Linked DNA regions of Homo sapiens: region 1 is linked to region 2. A link is a contact called in ENCODE Hi-C or POLR2A ChIA-PET data. All regions are on one chromosome and are shown on one strand. Each heading gives the region's core, a stretch centred on a gene start or an enhancer-like site at or near the end of the contact. The rest is flanking DNA. Distances are from core to core; before and after follow the strand shown. Region 1 overlaps JAK1 (Janus kinase 1). Region 2 has its middle 130 kb from the start of CACHD1.

Evidence for each region. Hi-C counts contacts between places; a loop is a spot of excess contacts on that map. ChIA-PET counts read pairs that join two places held with the same protein, here RNA polymerase II (POLR2A).
Region 1: a map of PC-9 shows a loop between it and region 2 (15-fold over the local background). The contact joins two enhancer-like sites. A Hi-C loop is called at or near these places in 1 of 168 maps with a recorded cell type or tissue (PC-9). POLR2A ChIA-PET finds 5 or more read pairs at or near these places in 1 of 52 experiments (PC-3).

What each region holds. Positions count from the first base shown.
Region 1 is chr1:64,897,272-64,900,873 of GRCh38, forward strand. The region is part of intron 1 of JAK1 (Janus kinase 1); the gene reads right to left. Among named protein-coding and RNA genes, the nearest start is that of JAK1, 67 kb to the right of the region's middle. Within about 2 kb of position 1,345, at least 32 of the 41 ENCODE cell types and tissues checked have a DNase peak (open chromatin) inside an H3K27ac peak, as active enhancers do; they include PC-3 and PC-9, where a contact is called at or near this core.
Region 2 is chr1:64,342,025-64,346,114 of GRCh38, forward strand. No RefSeq gene overlaps it. Among named protein-coding and RNA genes, the nearest start is that of CACHD1, 130 kb to the right of the region's middle. Within about 2 kb of position 1,572, at least 7 of the 41 ENCODE cell types and tissues checked have a DNase peak (open chromatin) inside an H3K27ac peak, as active enhancers do; they include PC-3 and PC-9, where a contact is called at or near this core.

The sequences.
Region 1 (3,602 bases), core at 95-2,594, 560 kb after region 2:
ATACAAAAATTAGCCAGGTGTGGTGGTGAGCACCTGTAGTCCCAGCTACTTGGGAGGCTGAGGCAGGAGAATCGCTTAAACCAGAAGGTGGAGGTTGCAGTGAGCTGTGCCACTGCACTCCAGCCTGGGCAACAGAGCAAGACTGCATCCCAAAAGAAAAAGAGAAAAAAAAAGAAGAGGAGCAGGAGGACGAGGGAGGAGGAGGGGGGGAGGGGGAGGGGGGGAGGAGGAGGGGGGAGGGGGAGGGGGAGGGGGAGGGAGGAGGAGGAGGAGGAGGAGGAGGAGGAGGAGGAGGAGGAGGAGGAGGAGGAGGAGGAGGAAAGCCGGAGGGTAAGGCACTTGACTGAAGACTAAACAGGTTTGTGTAGAACCAAAAAAGATGAGGTAAGGAGGAAAACTGGGCCCAGGCTACAAATGCCCCCTAAGGAGTCTGGATTTTCTTCTGAGGGGATACTACCCAAGGAGAATGCAGATCCCCAGATTCATGTGAATTCCTCAAGTGGAAAGTCCCCAGTATGTGAAGGTGTGCTACGTGGGGTGGGGGTTCTCACACATAGGAAATGATGGGAAAGGCATGGGCATAGGACACCTGAAATTCAACTGTGTAAAAATAATGTCCTTCTTTTTAAAGATTCTTAATGAATCTGCTACTCTTTGATGGATATATAGGCACTGTACATTGAGAAAGGACAATAAAATTTAACTGAGCAAACAGTTCAAATACTGCTATGGGTAAGAGCTAATTTGAATATTCATTTGAGGGATCCATACCTTTGCCCCACCTCGCTATACACACATACAAAAAGGAAACTTCTTTAAAAAATAAAATAAAATGAGAAGCTAGAGGTTTTCTTGTGTAAATCATGATGTTAATGAGTCAGAAAGAACTTTCCCAAAGCTTGTCTTCCTGGTTGTCGCGTCTGGCTGGGACATCCACTAATAGCACTGGGAGAGTCAACATTCTGCTGCTGGTGACTCATCCTCCTCTGCTAGCACAGTCGGAGGGACCAGCAAGTTCACGGGGCTGCCCTTGGGAGTCACTCTGAATTATTTTTGTAACATCTTGTCCTTGGATAAAAGGGAATACAGAGTCAGAAACCAGAGGCCAGGAGGCCATCTATTACTCAGCAGAGTTGTTTACACAGCCCTGTTCCTCTATTATCCAGAATTCAGTGTTCTGGATAACTGATAAAATTAAGGCACCTATGTTTCCAGGGAGCTGAATACAGCAAATGCACAAAAGTCATGTTGGATGAAATTCTACCTTCCCTTGATGATTCAGAAGACCATATCAGACCTTCTCAGGCATGACTGCAGATGACAAAGAGATTATTAGAACCTGATTTTGACCCATTTCCATCTCACAAGCCTGTGAAATGTGGACTCAAGGGTGTGGGAGAACTTCAGTTAGCAAAATTTGCATAAATAGTTTCCTTCTACTGTCATCCAGTTAAACAGTCTCCAGGAGCTTGCATGAATGCTTTATCAGGTCACCAAGCTCTCTGATGTATGTCCAGCCAGGTGCTCCCTGAACATTTCTGGGCCTGGCCAAAACTGTGCTTGTTCAGTGCATTTCAGCTGTATATATAGCTAATAATTAGCAGCAGAAATGTGGCACAAACCCAAATCTCATGGATCCCACATTGCACCAAAATAAATATTAATGAAGGCACCTCTGCCTTTTTAGTCTTTCTCCAAATGAATTTTTAAAAAAGCAAAGTTGGCTTAACTGCTCATGACCATTGACTAATATAAAAATCAATAAAAAATCAATAATTATATACTTTTTACAATTTACAAAGCACTTTCAATACTTGATCTCAATCCTCACAATAATTTGAAGTATCATTCCTCTTATTCTACTCATAAGCAAACTAAAGCTTAGAAACACTAAGTGACTTGTGAAAGATCACATGTATTTATTACCTAGGACTCAAATCTAAGTCATTAGACAGCAAAGGAAATGGAAACAACTAATGGAAAAAGGACCTATAATCATGGTGAAAAGGTGAAATTTCAGTAAATTAAAATTGTTTATCTATCTAGTCAGTAAAGTTGGTGTTATACTTCTTTTTAAATGTAAATATAAGCCTGGATTAGGTAGAAGTATAAATTACTGTCACCTATAAACTATGGGTGACAACTCTAAAAATCATTTAGACTCATCATAAATGCACACATTCAACATTATAGAAAGATATCACTGAAAAGCCAAAGTTCCCCTCCCTCCTCCCAGAGATAGTCACTATTCAGTTTTTGGTAAGGCTGAGCAACCCAAATCAAAAAATCTGAAGTCTGAAATGCTCCAAAATATGACTTTTTGACTACCACATTTCTTGAAGGAAATGCTCATTGGAGGATTTTGAATTTTCAGATTTGGGATGCTCAATGGGTAAGCATAGTGCTAATATTATAAAATCCCAAAAATCTGAAATCTGAAAATTGTCTGGTCTCAAGCATTTCAGATAGGGGATACTCATCTGTACAACTCTCCCTGAGAACAATTTAGCTCCACTTTCAATTTGGACTTGAAGATTCTCCTATGTTTTGACACAAGAATCTTACAATATGGTAATGAAAAAATCAAATTGAAAAACAGCATGTATAGGATGATCCTAGCTATGATGCATAGACGCACACATGTAATCCTAAAGAAACGGTGACAAAATGGATGGGGAGGACATTACAAGAATAATTACCTGTGAGTATTCCAAGGTGTTTGTGATAGTAGTTACTTCATTTTGCACACTTTTAGAGATTTTCTAAGTGTTCTGCATCAAATATGTGTTACTACACTAATGAGGGGAGAAAAGTCATTCCCCCTGGGTTATACAGGAAATTAGGGCTGGGAGTAGGAATTCAGGAGAGCCAATTCACCTCTCTACCTGCTGCAATGGCTCAAGATTGACTAGCAATTCAAAGCAATTAAGAGATGTGACAAGGCAAAACATAATTATTTGTCATTGACTGATAGAGATATTAAGTGCTATGACTTCAGAGGACAAAGAGATCATTCTAGCATGGAATTATTCCAAAGGATTCATAAGTCAGAGATCTAAGAAGGTAAAGGGAACAGATGAGCTCCATTCTAGGTGAAGATAAAGGTGTAATCAAAGGTAACAGACATTAAATCACCAAGCGAGTTCTGGGGACAGTAAGCACAAGACTTAAGCATTTCATGAAGAGAAGAAAACAAGACTTAGAAGGCAGGCTGGGGTCAGACTGACATGAAGTGAGACAGCGAAGTGGACAGAGATCTTGGAGTCCTAGGAACTGCGACCATATCCACTTGGGGAGCAAGCCCTAATCGTTCTAACTCTGTTGTCTCTGTTCTAACTCTGTTGTCTCTACCCACTTATCTCCCAAATTACTGCAACAATCTCCTGAAAGTTTCTGCCTTCATTCTCGTCCGCTTCTATTCCAAGTCTCTACAATGCAGCCAGTCTTATTTCTAGACTGCTAATCTGGAAGTATCATGCTCTAAAACTCTTTTATTTCTTACTCTCTTAGGTGACATGGCTTACAAGGCTACTTGTAATCAACTTCTCATGGCTCATCCCCATTTGTGCCCTGAACTCCAAACGTACTGAGTTACCTGCAGT
Region 2 (4,090 bases), core at 322-2,821:
AGATTACCTGCTGGAGGCATCCTTTCTAAAGACAAGCACTGCCTCCCTGAGATTGCATTGCCTTCTCCAGCTGGCCATTGCGTGGTCCACCCCTCTGTTGAGTCCCATTATCACTCCAGGAGGTACTTTTGGGATAGGTCCTTTTTTTTTTTTTGGAAGAAGTCTTGCTCTGTCACTCAGGCTAGAGTGCAATGGCGTGCTCTTGGCTCACTGCAACCTCTGCCTCCCTGGTTCAAGCGATTCTCTTGCTTCAGCCTCCCGAGTGACTGGGACTACAGGCGTGTGCCACCATGCCCAGCTAATTTTTTTGTATTTTTAGTAGAGATGCGGTTTTGCCATGTTGACCAGGCTCGTCTCAAACTCCTGACCTCAAGTGATCCACCCACATCGGCCTCCCAAAGTGCTGGGATTACAGGCTTGAGCCACCACCCCCAGCCAGGTCCCTTTTTAAATAATCCCAGGATAGTCCTTTCATGAAACCTTTATCTAGTCCATAAGAACTACACCCCTTGGCTTTCCATAGCTAGAAGTGCAGCTATCAGTATATCAGTATAGGTCTTTCTGTATTTCATTCTGCCACATCTAGCAGCCTTTAGATTTCTCCCTTGAGAGTTGCTGGGTCCTGCAAATTCCAGGGAACCCATATTAAGTTGTCTGAATGATTCTCTGGGCTCTCTTTTCACATGGTCCAATGTAAGGGTAAAGTACCACAGGTAGGAAAGGCAAAAATCAGCATACCTACAACTGTCTCCAAAACAGTCCTTCCAGATGACCTCTTCAACTTGCTCTTCTAAAGGTTAGAGGTGGGTTATGACCTGGTGCCAGGAGAACCTCTCCACAAGTCTGGCACAGATGTTCTAGCATCTCTAGGATGTGAGAGTGTTCTTAGCCTTTAGTCCTCTAATGAAATTCCAACAAATCAGGAAAAGTCTTTTTTGATAACCCATTAACATATTCAATGAAGTTTTTTTAAAAATAGGTGGTATTTGAAATTTTTCGATATTGCTTTTATGGCATAGTTTTTAAATCATTGGCTCATCAAAATAGTGGATTATCATTCAACTGATTCAACTGTGGGACCACTGTTAAACGGATGCTACTTTCAAAATTAAATTGAGAATGAGGATAATTCACACACTAACCCACCATTATAGAGAATGCTTGCTATTCCCTAGCCAGCAATGTGCACTCTCTGGGTTAACCACCCCACTTCCTGATGCTTGGTTCTCCGCTCACCCCTCCTCCAGTCTCAGGAATGGTCATTCATCTAACAAACATTTACTGAGCACCTACGCTATGCTGACTACTGTCCTAGGTGCTGAGGATACATTTGTGTATAAAACAGACAGTTAGGGCCAGATAATAAACAAAATAAATAAGTAAAATGCATAACATATATTAGCATGTGATAAGTGCTCTAGTAAGCCATTTCCCACATGTCGTTCCAGATGTGGGAGAGATTTATAATGTAAGACACCATAGTCCTGAGAGCTGGCATTCTAGCGAAGAAGAGTATGTAAACACAATTATAATACAATGCTGCTTAAGTGAGTCAGACAGCAGGGGTGTGTACTGAATGCTAAGTGACTAACCCTGCTTGAGGGCATCAGGAAAGGTTTCATAGGCTTTCTGTTTGAAGAACACAGTATTGTATTATAGAGAAGTAGTGATAACTATCTTCAACTGTAAGCTCCTGGCAGCTTTTCCCAGAGCCCCAGGCAGTTACCACCCTCCCAGTGCTTGCTTCAGCTTGTGCCTTCATTCCTTTCTCAGGTTCGACACTGAGGCCAGAAGCAGTGCTAGGTGGAGAGTTCCTTCTTCCAAAGACGTAGCACTCTGATAAAACAAACAAAAAAACAAAAAACAAAAACACCTTGGAGGAAGCAAAAGGAAATATGACCTTATGTCTATGGTCAGTCCACGAGACCCATAAAAAAGGAGGTGGTCAGCTGACCTGTCTCTTCATGCTCCACTCCATCTGCCCTCCAGCCAAAGGCTCACTCTCTGTGAAGCTGGATCCAGCTGGGCCACTATACTCACCCATGTTTCTTTTTAGAGGGGAAGCTCCTGGCAAACACTGCCTTGTATACATCTTTGCATGAGCCCGCAAAGCTGGCACAAGGCTTCCCCCACAGCAGAGTCTCAGTAAATAAAAATGAAAGGCAATGAAATGAATTGTTCCAAAGGCAAATGTTCTGCCCCTGGAACACACTGTTGCTTATTGGGATGATTTTGGATTCAGACAGACTAGGATTCTAATCCTGATTTTCTCCTTGTCGCCAAATTACTTTACCTCTCTGAGTCTCTTCCCTATATTTGTAGATAAGATAAATTTGTTGTGATGATTAAACAAGGTATTAAGATAATGCTTAGCGAGGCCGAGGCCGGGTGCAGTGACTCATGCCTGTAATCCCAGCACTTTGGGAGGCCGAGGTGGGCGGATCACGAGGTCAGGAGATCAAGACCATCCTGACTAACACGGTGAAACCCCATCTCTACTAAAAATACAAAAAATTTTCCAGGCATGGTGGCAGGCACCTGTAGTCCCAGCTACTGGGGAGGCTGAGGCAGAAGAATGGCATGAACCCAGAAAGCGGAGCTTGCAGTGAGCCGAGATCACGCCACTGCACTCCAGCCTGGGCAACAGAGCCAGACTCTGTCTCAAAAAAAAAAAAAAAAAAAAAAAAAAGATAATGCTTCGCACAAGGCCAGGCACATACTACTAGCTCAGTACAGGGGTACTATCACTATTATCAAGGTTAGAAACTACCAGGAGGGTGTTTGAACTCATTAATAAATAATAAAAAGCTATTTAATCATTACAATTCACCAACAATCTAAATGTTTCCTTTGAGAGGTAGTGAGCCATCCATCACTGGAGGGATTCAAGTAGTAAGACTGGATAACAGTTTCTACATCAGAAATTTCTGTACTTTGGTGACAGGTGGGAGTAGCTACGCTTCTTATGCCTTTCAAGGTAAAGTCGGCTGAGGTTGATTCTGGAGGAGAGATTAACAATTGAGAACGTGGCCTTTGGAGGCAGCCAGGCTGGCTTCAAATCCCAGCTCTGCCACTTTCCTAGCTCTGTAACTCAAGGAAAGTTACTTATATGTGCCTTAGTTTCCTTTTTTGTAAAATAGTTATACTAATGGAACCCCAGCATGCAGAATTATCACAAGGATTTAAAAAGTCATTATTTTGTGAACAATGACTCCTCATCTTCTGGTCTCAGGCAGACAGTGCCTCTCAACATCTACATAGTGACCTACTCTAGGAATCAATGGATTGTGACTTGCTTAAGGTCTCAGCTAGTCCCCCTCCCCATAAAATCCACACTTTGATTAAATTGAATCATTAAAGAAAATGTTAACACAATAGAATCAGTACTTTGGGGGCAAATAAGCAGAATCCACGTGAAAGTTTTGAACCCTGGGAAATGCATGAAGATGAGGGCTGTCCAATGTCTTCCAGTCTCCTGGCAGCCAGAACATGTTAATGTAGTGCTTCCCAGAATAACCACTCCCACCCCCACCCCTCCTTAGCTCTCAGAGCAAAGGTAGCTTGTTCATCTCATGGGATTTTGCCAAATGTGTTTGCAGAGCAGTCTCCCAATTAAAAAGCCCCAGGAGAAAAACTCCTTTACATAATGCCAGCATTTGCACACACACACACACACACACACACACACACACACACCTTATCTTGAGAAAATCATGCTGAGTGAATCACATCATTGGGAGTTGTGACTAAGACACTGCTGAGACCATTCATATCACCCCGTGCATTCAAGGAAAACGTAGCCAGCTTAGACAGAATGGTTCACATCTCGAAGCATGTCCTGAGCATCCTTGGCCTCCTTTTTCATCCCTCCTTTTCCCTGATCCCAAGAATCCCTGGCTACATCTTAGAGCCCTTCTATCATCTTGCTCTCTACATCCCTTTCTTCCAGAACAGAAAAACATTAGACATACATTATCAATTAGCTGAAGACACTTTGCCTGGCACTCCAGCACACTAACGTGTTCTCTCAACCAGAAGCTGAGCCCCAGGAACAGGGGCTTAAGGTCTCTGTGGGCCCTGCATCTAATTC